2 separate regions of the Homo sapiens genome follow, and region 2 is linked to region 1. The links are chromatin loops, found by intact Hi-C in ENCODE. Cell type or tissue: Calu3. All regions are shown on one strand.

Region 1 (5,000 bases):
CCCACCACAGGAAGAGCTTGGAGCTGCAGTGGTTGCGGGATCCAGGCTGGGGAGCGAGTTGAGCGCAGCCTGCCAGCCAGCCTGGGTAGAGTGAGCCCAGTGGGCCCGAGTGAAGCCCAGGCAGAGGTGCCACCAGCCACAGAGGTTTCTGCCTAGTGAAGTGGCACCAAAAGAATCCTGTGTCGTTATGACAAAAAAATAAAGTCTAAATAAAGTCTAAATAGTAAATTTCTGCAAAAGCAGAACTTAGCATTGTTTCCCAATTTTCCTTGAAAATAAAATATTTATTGGTCTCTGATTAATAAAGTAATATATGTATCCTGTAAAAAAAAAAATCCAAAGCAGGCCGGGCATGGTGGCTCACGCCTGTAATCCCAACACTTTAGGAGGCCAAGGCGGGCAGATCACGAGGTCAAGAGATCGAGACCATCCTGGCCAACATGGTGAAACCCTGTCTCTACTAAAAATATAAAAAATTAGCCGGACATGGTGGTGGGCGCCTGTAGTCCCAGCTACTCGGAAGGCTGAGGCAGGGGAATCATTTGAACCCAGGCCCCAGGAGGCAGAGGTTGCAGTGAGCTGAGATCGCACCACTGCACTCTAGCCTGGCGATGGAGTGAGACTCTATCTAAAAAAAAAAAAAAAAAAACAAAAGTCCAAAGCAATAAAGAACAAAGAAAAAAGTGTGAAAATATGTGTACACACATACGTGTATTTATACACACACACATACAGAGACTGCTACAAAATAACCATAATTTCATTTTAAAGTCTCTGAAAATATACGGAAGCATGACCCTTATTACCTAACCCAAACTGTCTAACAGGCCTAACCTAGCCTTCCTAAATGGGATAGCTTGAATATTTAAAACATCACTTTACATTTATATTGACCTGTATTATATGCAGAGTGACCTATATGCAGAGTGAACCCTAACCTGGTGATTACTGCATGAAAGATCATTATCAGCCCTATTTTACAGATGAGGAAATTGAGTCTCAGACCACTTAAGGGATTTGGCCAAGCTCACATTGCTCAGAAATGGCAGAATCAGGACCAAACCCCAGTTTTTCTGGTCTAGGACTCTTTCTACTCTACACAATACCTCCCTGTAGGTCCATCAGCTCCTGCAGAAGCCACCAGAAACCTTCTTGTCAGCCTAGCATATTAAGGAACCAGACTCTACTCTGGCTCTTATCATCACTAGGTCAGTTCCTATTTATTCTGATTATGTATTCTGTCTTCCACTTATCTTACTAATTTCTTCCACTTCAACCAATGGATTTATGGGCAAGAAAGAAGTTCTATTTGGAAATCTATCCATATAATCATCTTATATAGCTAACTAAAAATAATGTTTTACTTTATATTTTAAGCTAATATCTTACATTTATTTAATTCAAGACACAGTAGATTTAAAAAACTACAACAGGAGAAAGGAAACCCCATTTGATAATCCACTCAGGAAACATCAAAAGGAATACAGAAATTTTAAAAAGACGTTAACAATGCTGCTGCTACTAAAGTTTATGTTGAAGGCCTTCAGATACTTCTGAGTGTCAGAGCCTGAAAAAAAACTACTAAGTTTGTAAGAAGTCGTAGCAGATATGAATCAAATCCATCCTTACTTCACATTTTAAAAGTATCATAATGAAATTTTATTATATATCTTTAAATGAAAGTAAAAGAGGGAGGCAAAAATCTTCATACAACATTCCTACCATAATAAAAGTTTCTACAGAGTTAATACATTAAGTCCTCACTTTAATGTTATCAGTAGGTTCTTGGAAACTGTGACTTTAAGCAGATGATGTGGAACAAAACTAATTTAACCACAGGTTAATTGATATAAACAAGAGTTAAATTCCTGTAGTATATTTCTGATTACAAAAACATCATCAAAACTTCTAAAGACCTAAAACATTTCTAATACGAAACACTGAAATAAATGCGGAGTATGCATACATTTGAGAAAGTTTAATAAAAACAAGATAACGATTTACCCAATTTTTGACAAAACAATGAGTGCTGTCAGTAGTAGTGGTGATGGGTTAAATTAAGGAATAAATGTTTGCAAAGTGAAAATCGTTAAAGAGCACTTCCTATTACCATGCAGTTTAAAAACAAACAATAACAAATATGCGGGTTCACTGAGCCCTTTCATACCACATCGTTATTATGCAGCTGTATAATTATCATATACTTTATAAATTTTTACTTTATCATATACTTTATAAATTTATAAATTAAAAAAATTAATATGTTTTCATTATTTCATTCATTTTCCAGCCTACTTATTCCAGTTCACAGTCATAAGTGGCTGGAGCCTATCCCGCAGCTCAGAGCACAAGGTAGGGATCGACCCTGGGCAGGACCCCATCCCATGGCAGGACACACTCACATCCACACCCATACTGACTCATACCAGGACAATTTAGACATGCTAATTAACCTAATGTGCAGCACATCTTTGAGAAGTAGGAAGAACTGGAATACCCAGACAAAACCCATAAAGACATGGGGAGAACACATAAATTCCCCACTGACAGTGGCCCCAGTAGGGAATTTATTTTTTTCTCATCAACATTATAACAAAACAATGTTGAAAGAAACAACGTTATTTAAGGACCTGCTGTACTCTTCATTCCACTTAATTGAATGTGTGTATCACACAACAAACAACATTTAAAACAAAGGTATCACATTTATTACCTGAAATGTTTATTAACAGATTTCCATTTCTTTCTATCCACATATTAATTTTTTTCTAATAAACTTTCAAATTTAACATCAGAATGCCATTTTGGTAAAAGACATGTAAAATTCTGGAGGGAAATAACCATCAACTTGGCAGACAAAAGTACTATTTTATAAAGAGTACTTACATCCTTAAAATAACGCTGTAATAATGAAAGCCTCACATCATGAACGGCTGCACAGGTATCCCAAGGGTAAATCTGCTCCTCTTCACTGATCGGCAACTTTTTTGGCTCAACATTGTCACGGCACTGCCCCAAAACTACATTAACAGATAAAAGCTCATTAATCAAAAATAATCAGTGCCATAGACCTGTAACTCCAAGAAAAGCTGAGTTATTTACCACAAGCAACTCAAATTATTTCACTATTAGAATATTTTTAAAGACCCCTCAAAAAAGTGGTATTCTAGTTTTCTCCTACAGGCTAAATAAAGCTTCACATATGCCAATATTTACTTTAAAAAATTAACACTGAACTATGATTATAAACTCAAGATGGATGGATGGATGGGTTCCTAAATCTGTCCACTGAAAAAGCCTACATGATATAACTCTCCAGTATTCACAAACTTTATTTCTAAATATACTATTTCTCACTAAAAGGAAGAAGAGATCCTTGGAGAAAGAGCTGAGTCCGGGGTTGGGGAAAAGTGCAAGGTGAGCCCGGAAGGATGTGTGATTAAAAAGAGCAAGGAAGTGTTCAAACACTGAGGGAGCAGATTTATAAAGACCTGGAGTTCTGGTAAAATCTGAGAAAAGTTGAATATTAAAAAGAATAATAATAGTAATAGATAATACAATACGTTCACTGACCCAGGCAAGGAAAATCAAATAAAAGGGTAAAAGGGTGAGTAGAGTCTTAACGTATCATCCTATAGATTACCTACTACCTTACCCAAGGGATCAAACTTAGTTGGCACCACCCACAATAGGACAAATTGACACAGTGAACCTCCTGATGTAATGCTGTTGGAAGGAACATCACCTGTATAATACCCTTGCCAAAACTGTTTAACTTCAATCTAGTAACAAGGAAATAATCACACAAATCCAGACTCTGAGATATTCTATGGAACAACCAACTTGGACTCTGAAACTTTAAAAAGGGGCTAGAGAAACTGTTCTAAATTACAGGAGACTAACAAGAAATGATAATGAAAAACAATACATGATCTTTTATTCGATTGTGGATCAAGAAATATCTGCTATAAAAATATTACTGACTCTGACCACAAAAAATGATATAAGTGTATATGTGTATATGTTAATCAGCCTAATGGTAAAGTGGTATATACATTAATTAGCTTGACTTAATCATTCCACAATGTATACATGTCAAAATATCATATCACATTTATGTACCCCATAAATATGTACAATTTTTATTTATCAAGTAAATAAGAAACAAAAAATATTGCAGGGACAACTGAGAGAATCTGAATATAAACAGTATTTGATGTTACTAATGTTACATTTCTTAGGAATGATAATGGTACCATAATTATGTAAAAGAATATCCTTGGGCTGGGTGTGGTAGCTCATGCCTGTAAACCCAGCACTTTGGGAGGCCAAGGTGGACAGACTACTTGAGGCCAGAAGTTCAAGACCGGCCTGGCCAACATGACAAAACCCCATCTCTAATAAAAATAAAAAATTTAGCTGGGTATGGTGGTGCACACCTGTAATCCCAGCTACTCAAGAGGCTAAGGCATGAGAATTGCTTGAGCCTGGGAGGCTGGGGTTGCAGTGAGCTGAGATCGTGCCACTGCACTCTAGCCTGAGCAACAGAGAGGGACTCTGTCTCAAAATATATATAAGAAATTTTTAAAAAAGAATAACCTTGTTCTTAGGAGTTATATTCTAAAGTATTTACAGATAAAATGTCATGATGTGTGCATCAGAAGAGCTGCTCTTAAAAAAGGGAATAATAGGTTTATCACTGCGGGCCTTAAGTTTTGCAAGGATTTATAACAGCAACAGAAATAAGAGACAAAAGCTGGTAGATGCTACCAGCTAAAATATAATTACCATGATGCATAATCCTCTTAATATGCTGCTGCATTCAGTTTGCTAGAATTTTGTTGAGAATTTTTGCATGTATACTCATAAGGGATATTGGTCTACTGTTTTCCTGTGTTTATCTGGCTTTGGTATCAAAGCTAGCCTCATAGAATGCTAGCCTCTGAATAAGTTGGGAAGTGTTCACTCCTCTATTTTTTGGACAAGTTTGAGAAGCATTG
Region 2 (5,000 bases), 78 kb before region 1:
CTACAATTATACCCCTCTTACTCCATGTCATCCTGCATAGGTTTTCAGACATCAAAGTATGATGTCAAATTATTGCTATATGCTCTGTGAATAAAGAAATTACTAGACAGGAAGATATTTGTATATGTAATATGCAAGATTCAATTAACTTGAATTTCCCTTTTTTTTTAAAAAAAGGGTATAAAATGAGATAGCATCTTTTTAAGGATTTCAGCAAAAAATGGAAAAGAACAAAAGCAGAGACATTTATAACTTATGCTTATCTTTTATTATTCACTCCAATGTTTTAAAAATGAAACCTAGTCTGACACATTCATCTGAAATATTAATTTTTTATTGTCCCTTTGATGTTCAAAATTAAAATTCTCACTTTCCCTGAAACTTGGCTCCCCTTTAATACGTTCTATTTCTGCCAAAGACACCACCCCACAACTTAATTGTTCTACAAATATTTATTAGGTGACTAGTATATATGAGGCACTTTCTAGAAACCGGGGATAAATAAGGAACAATTTCTGCTTCGTGGAGCCCCCATTCAGATACATTAAAGAAACAAATGTAATGAACATGGCAACTGTTAGAGAAAGTCACAAAAGTACAGCCTTATAGAACAACAGAAAAAAAAGGGATTAGGATGTAAGGAAGATGGACTATCAGACAAATCTTCATGGAGGAAGTCACATTTATCTTAGCAAAGGTAAATGTTACTTAGCAAACAGTGATTATTAATTCAACAGAAGGGTAGGAAGGTTGCTTTAGTAACAGCAATAAGTAATGTTCTAGAAGTTTAAAAATGTATAGCATACTTATGAAACATTCTTTTGTGATTTGAGCAAGGTAATGGCAGAGGGAGGCTATACGATGAGATGGAAAGGCAAGCAAGATGGTGAAGATCCTTGAGTGCCATGCAAGGAGTCCATACCTTCTTCCATAGGCAATGGGGCATCAGCAATGGTGTTTAAGCAGCCGCATGTTCCTACTGTAGCTGTATATACTAGACACTACTCTCCTAATGATTGGAGTTCAAGATCTTAAAGTCATGTACATCTGGTCACCAAGTCCTATATTTTTCTCAAATGTCTCTTACATTAGTTACTTTCCAAGTTTTACAATCAGAAAAATAGTCTAGATTTTTTTCACCACCTAAATATTTTCTGGCTTCCCTTTATCCTTACTTTAATTTATCCACTAAAAAGACACCAGAATTACTCCCCAAAATACTACTTTCATCACATTATTCAATTTTAAAAAACTGTAGTTCTAGAATTCTGAGACTCCAACCATGGCATACACAGCCACTCACTGCTGTTCCCACTCTACTTATCTTCAATACAAACCCTTTAACTAGCTGAGCTGGTAGCATAGGCCCAAGAAATTTTAAAGTTAAAGACATGACCTTTTAGATTTGCTAGTCCAATTTGTTTTAAAAATATAAGCCAGTTCTTCAAACAAAAATGTAAATTCCTTGTCTACCTTAAAATTCCTTTGTATCTACCAAGTCTAATCCTATGATTACTTAAGGTATTCAATAAAAATCTGCTGACCCCAAACAAACTAAAAGTATTGACTAATGCCTTACCTTTGTTAGCTGAAATATTTCTTCCATTATAAATACAATCTACATAAGTAAACAATTTTTTCAATTTAATCAAGTTTTATAATTGCTGTCAAAAACAGATGACCTAAAATTTAACAGTCCTCATTATTCTCTTACCTATTAGCATATCACCACCGTGACAAGCTAGTACAACTCTTTTAACATACCTTTCCTTGTTCTGCATGTCTTTCAGTAAATGATTTTATCTCAAAACACCACTGAGTTATAATATCAAATGCTGGAACTGGCCAATCCAGACAGGAGGCACTGATGAATGGATGTTCTGTTTGGTAAAACGTTGGCAGAAGTCCCAGGCAGCTGGCAAGAACTGAAAATTCTTCTTCTTCCTTTTAGACATGAAATAGGAAATTCTGAAAATATTTCATCAAGAACATTTCCTATTACATAAAAGGTCACCCTCATCAATTACTTTGAGACAATAAGAAAACTTTCTTAACTGAGTCAACTGAAAAAAAGTGAAGGGAGTAAGAGAAACAAGAGAGAAAAAGGTTCCTAGCTGTTATATCTAAATATCCCCAAAATACATCTCTTTGAAATATAACTCCTAAATGTCATCTGCTTCTTTTATACATTTATTTTTTAAATAGAGTTGTTATATATCTAATGGTTCTATAGAACCTAGCTACTCTATGAAAGCAAATGTTAATATGGGGCAAAGAGAAAGTTATTTCTGGTTTAAAACTTTTAGGTTGTCAGTGTGGATAAGGAACAATAATAAAAACATGGAATTCACGAGAGAGTGCTAAATAATGTGCCTAGACTTTGAATGAGTGTGAAACAAAATCAGTTTTAAAAAGGGGGGTGGAATTGTTAGGAGCCAGGTAATCCAAAGCTCTATTTGCTAATAAAAGTACCAGAGATATCAGTGACCAAGAATTCATATCTTAAAAGTTGATATTTAAAGAAGCTTATTAGTCTTGGAAACACAGAAATATATTCCCCAATCCCTCTTTATTTAACCGAAAGACCACATAGGAAGCTAATGTGTCTACTCTCCCTTGTCCACAGAATCAATTCCTATTATCCTCCAAATTCCAGCTCACTAGGGAAGCCTTCCCTGACACCATTTAATGAAACCTCAGACCACTCAGCTCCATTCAGATATAATTAGTCCTTCAAATCTTGTAAACACTTTTATTCTTGCATTTATGTTCCTATTACTTTTTTTAAATTTTATTATTATTATGCTTTAAGTTTTAGGGTACATGTGCACAATGTGCAGGTTAGTTACATATGTATATATGTGCCATGCTGATGTGCTGTACCCATTAACTCGTCATTTAGCATTAGGTATATCTCCTAATGCTATCCCTCCCCCCTCCCGCTACCCCACAACAGTCCCCAGAGTGTGATGTTCCCCTTCCTGTGTCCCTGTGTTCTCATTGTTCAATTCCCACCTATGAGTGAGAATATGCGGTGTTTGGTTTTTTGTTCTTGTGATAGTTTACTGAGAATGATGATTTCCAATTTCATCCATGTCCCTACAAAGGATATGAACTCATCCTTTTTTATGGCTGCATAGTATTCCATGGCGTATATGTGCCACATTTTCTTAATCCAGTCTATCATTGTTGGACATTTGGGTTGGTTCCAAGTCTTTGCTATTGTGAATAGTGTCGCAATAAACATATGTGTGCATATGTCTTTATAGCAGCATGATTTATAGTCCTTTGGGTATATACCCAGTAATGGGATGGCTGGGTCAAATGGTATTTCTAGCTCTAGATCCCTGAGGAATCGCCACACTGACTTCCACAATGGTTGAACTAGTTTACAGTCCCACCAACAGTGTAAAAGTGTTCCTATTTCTCCACATCCTCTCCAGCACCTGTTGTTTCCTGACTTTTTAATGACTGCTTTAAAATCAAATTTGCCTTCTCCATAAAACTGTGAGTTCTCTGGAAGTAGGAACTCTGTCCTCCTAATGCTTGGCACATAGCAGACGTTCAACAAATGTCTGCAAAACTAATTATGCACATTAAGTACAAAATTCTGAAATATGCTACAAAGAAGAAATGCAGATGAAAAAGAAAAATTATATGCAGGCTGAGAAACATGTTAATTTTCAAATATCTAGAAATTTACAATTCTTCCATTTATATAGTTTAACAAAGAAGGCATTTTAAAAAACTTTACTGAGCTATAAATCCACATACCATAACATTCAACCATTTTATGTATAGTTTAATGAATTTTGGTAAATGTATAGTCATGCACCCACCATCACAATACAGTTTTAGAATAATTCCATCACACCCTAAAATTTGCTTATGTTCCTATGCAGCCAATCCTGGCCCCTACTCTTTGGACCCAAACAGCCACTGATATTTCTACTATTAAAATCATACAGGATGTAATCTTATGTACCTGGCCTCTTTCACTTATTTTGAGACTCATTCATGTTATACCACATTTTGTTCATGCATTCACATGTTGATGGTTGTTTCCAGATTTTGACTATGAATTTGGCTATTATGAACATTCATTTAGAAGTCTAAATGTAGACATATGTTTTCATTTCTTCCAGTTGATACTTAGCAGAACTGCTGGGTTGTATAGTAAGCATATGCTTAATATTTTTAAAAACTGCCAAACTTTTTCCAAATTGACTATACCGTTTTGCATTCCTATCAGTAATGAATAAGATTTCTAGGACTTCAAATCCTCGCCAACACTTGGTATTATCACTTGTGATATTAATTGGTACTTCTCTAATGAACAAGGATGTTGAGTATCTTTTCATCTACTTGTTGGCCATTCATATATATTCTCTTAAGAAGTATCTATTCAAGTGTTTTGCCCACTTTTGTGTTGGGTTTTTGTTTTCTTACACTTGAGTTAAAAGAATTTTTGACACATTCTGGATACAAGTCTTCTTTCACACAGCTAGAAAAAAATTTTAGGTATAAGCCACATACCATAAATGTTACTCTTTTAATATATACAATTCAGTGGTTCTCAGTATATTCATGAAATTGTGCAAGCCTTGCCAGTATCAAATTCCAAAATATTTTCATCACCCCATTGTAATTTGAATTATGTTATTAATTTCATTTTCAGATTGCTCACTGCTAGTGTATAGAAATACAGTGAAATTTTTGTACATCTATCTGTATCCTACAACCTTGCTGAACTTATTAGCTCTAATAGGTTTCTTTGGAGATTCCTTATGGTGTTCTAGAGGTAAGGTCATTTTATTTGCAAACGAACTGTTTTACCTCTTCCTTTCCAATCTGGATGTCTTTTTTTCTTTTTCTTGCCTACCTGCCTTGCTAGAAAATTTAGTACAATGCTGAAAAGTGGTGAGAGCAGGCATCCTTGTCTTGTTCCAATCTTGTTCCTGTCTTTCACTATTAAGCATGATGTTAGCTAATAGTTTTTG

The links. Hi-C counts contacts between places; a loop is a spot of excess contacts. Peaks named below come from ENCODE experiments on the same cell type or tissue, not always from the same donor. Only the 100,000 strongest peaks of a DNase experiment are listed, where the experiment ranks them.
Region 2: it touches region 1 in a loop (5-fold over the local background); 1 of 110 quality-filtered maps calls a loop at or near these places.

What each region holds. Positions count from the first base shown.
Region 1 is chr2:169,992,343-169,997,342 of GRCh38, reverse strand. It overlaps UBR3 (ubiquitin protein ligase E3 component n-recognin 3), which reads right to left. Exons shown (of 39, transcript NM_172070.4): 26 at 2,887-3,020. Among named protein-coding and RNA genes, the nearest start is that of UBR3, 170 kb to the right of the region's middle. In Calu3, no CTCF peak of the experiment used is centred here; no DNase peak of the experiment used is centred here.
Region 2 is chr2:170,070,372-170,075,371 of GRCh38, reverse strand. It overlaps UBR3 (ubiquitin protein ligase E3 component n-recognin 3), which reads right to left. Exons shown (of 39, transcript NM_172070.4): 36 at 1,765-1,944. Among named protein-coding and RNA genes, the nearest start is that of MYO3B, 110 kb to the left of the region's middle. In Calu3, no CTCF peak of the experiment used is centred here; a DNase peak (open chromatin) is centred at 1,881.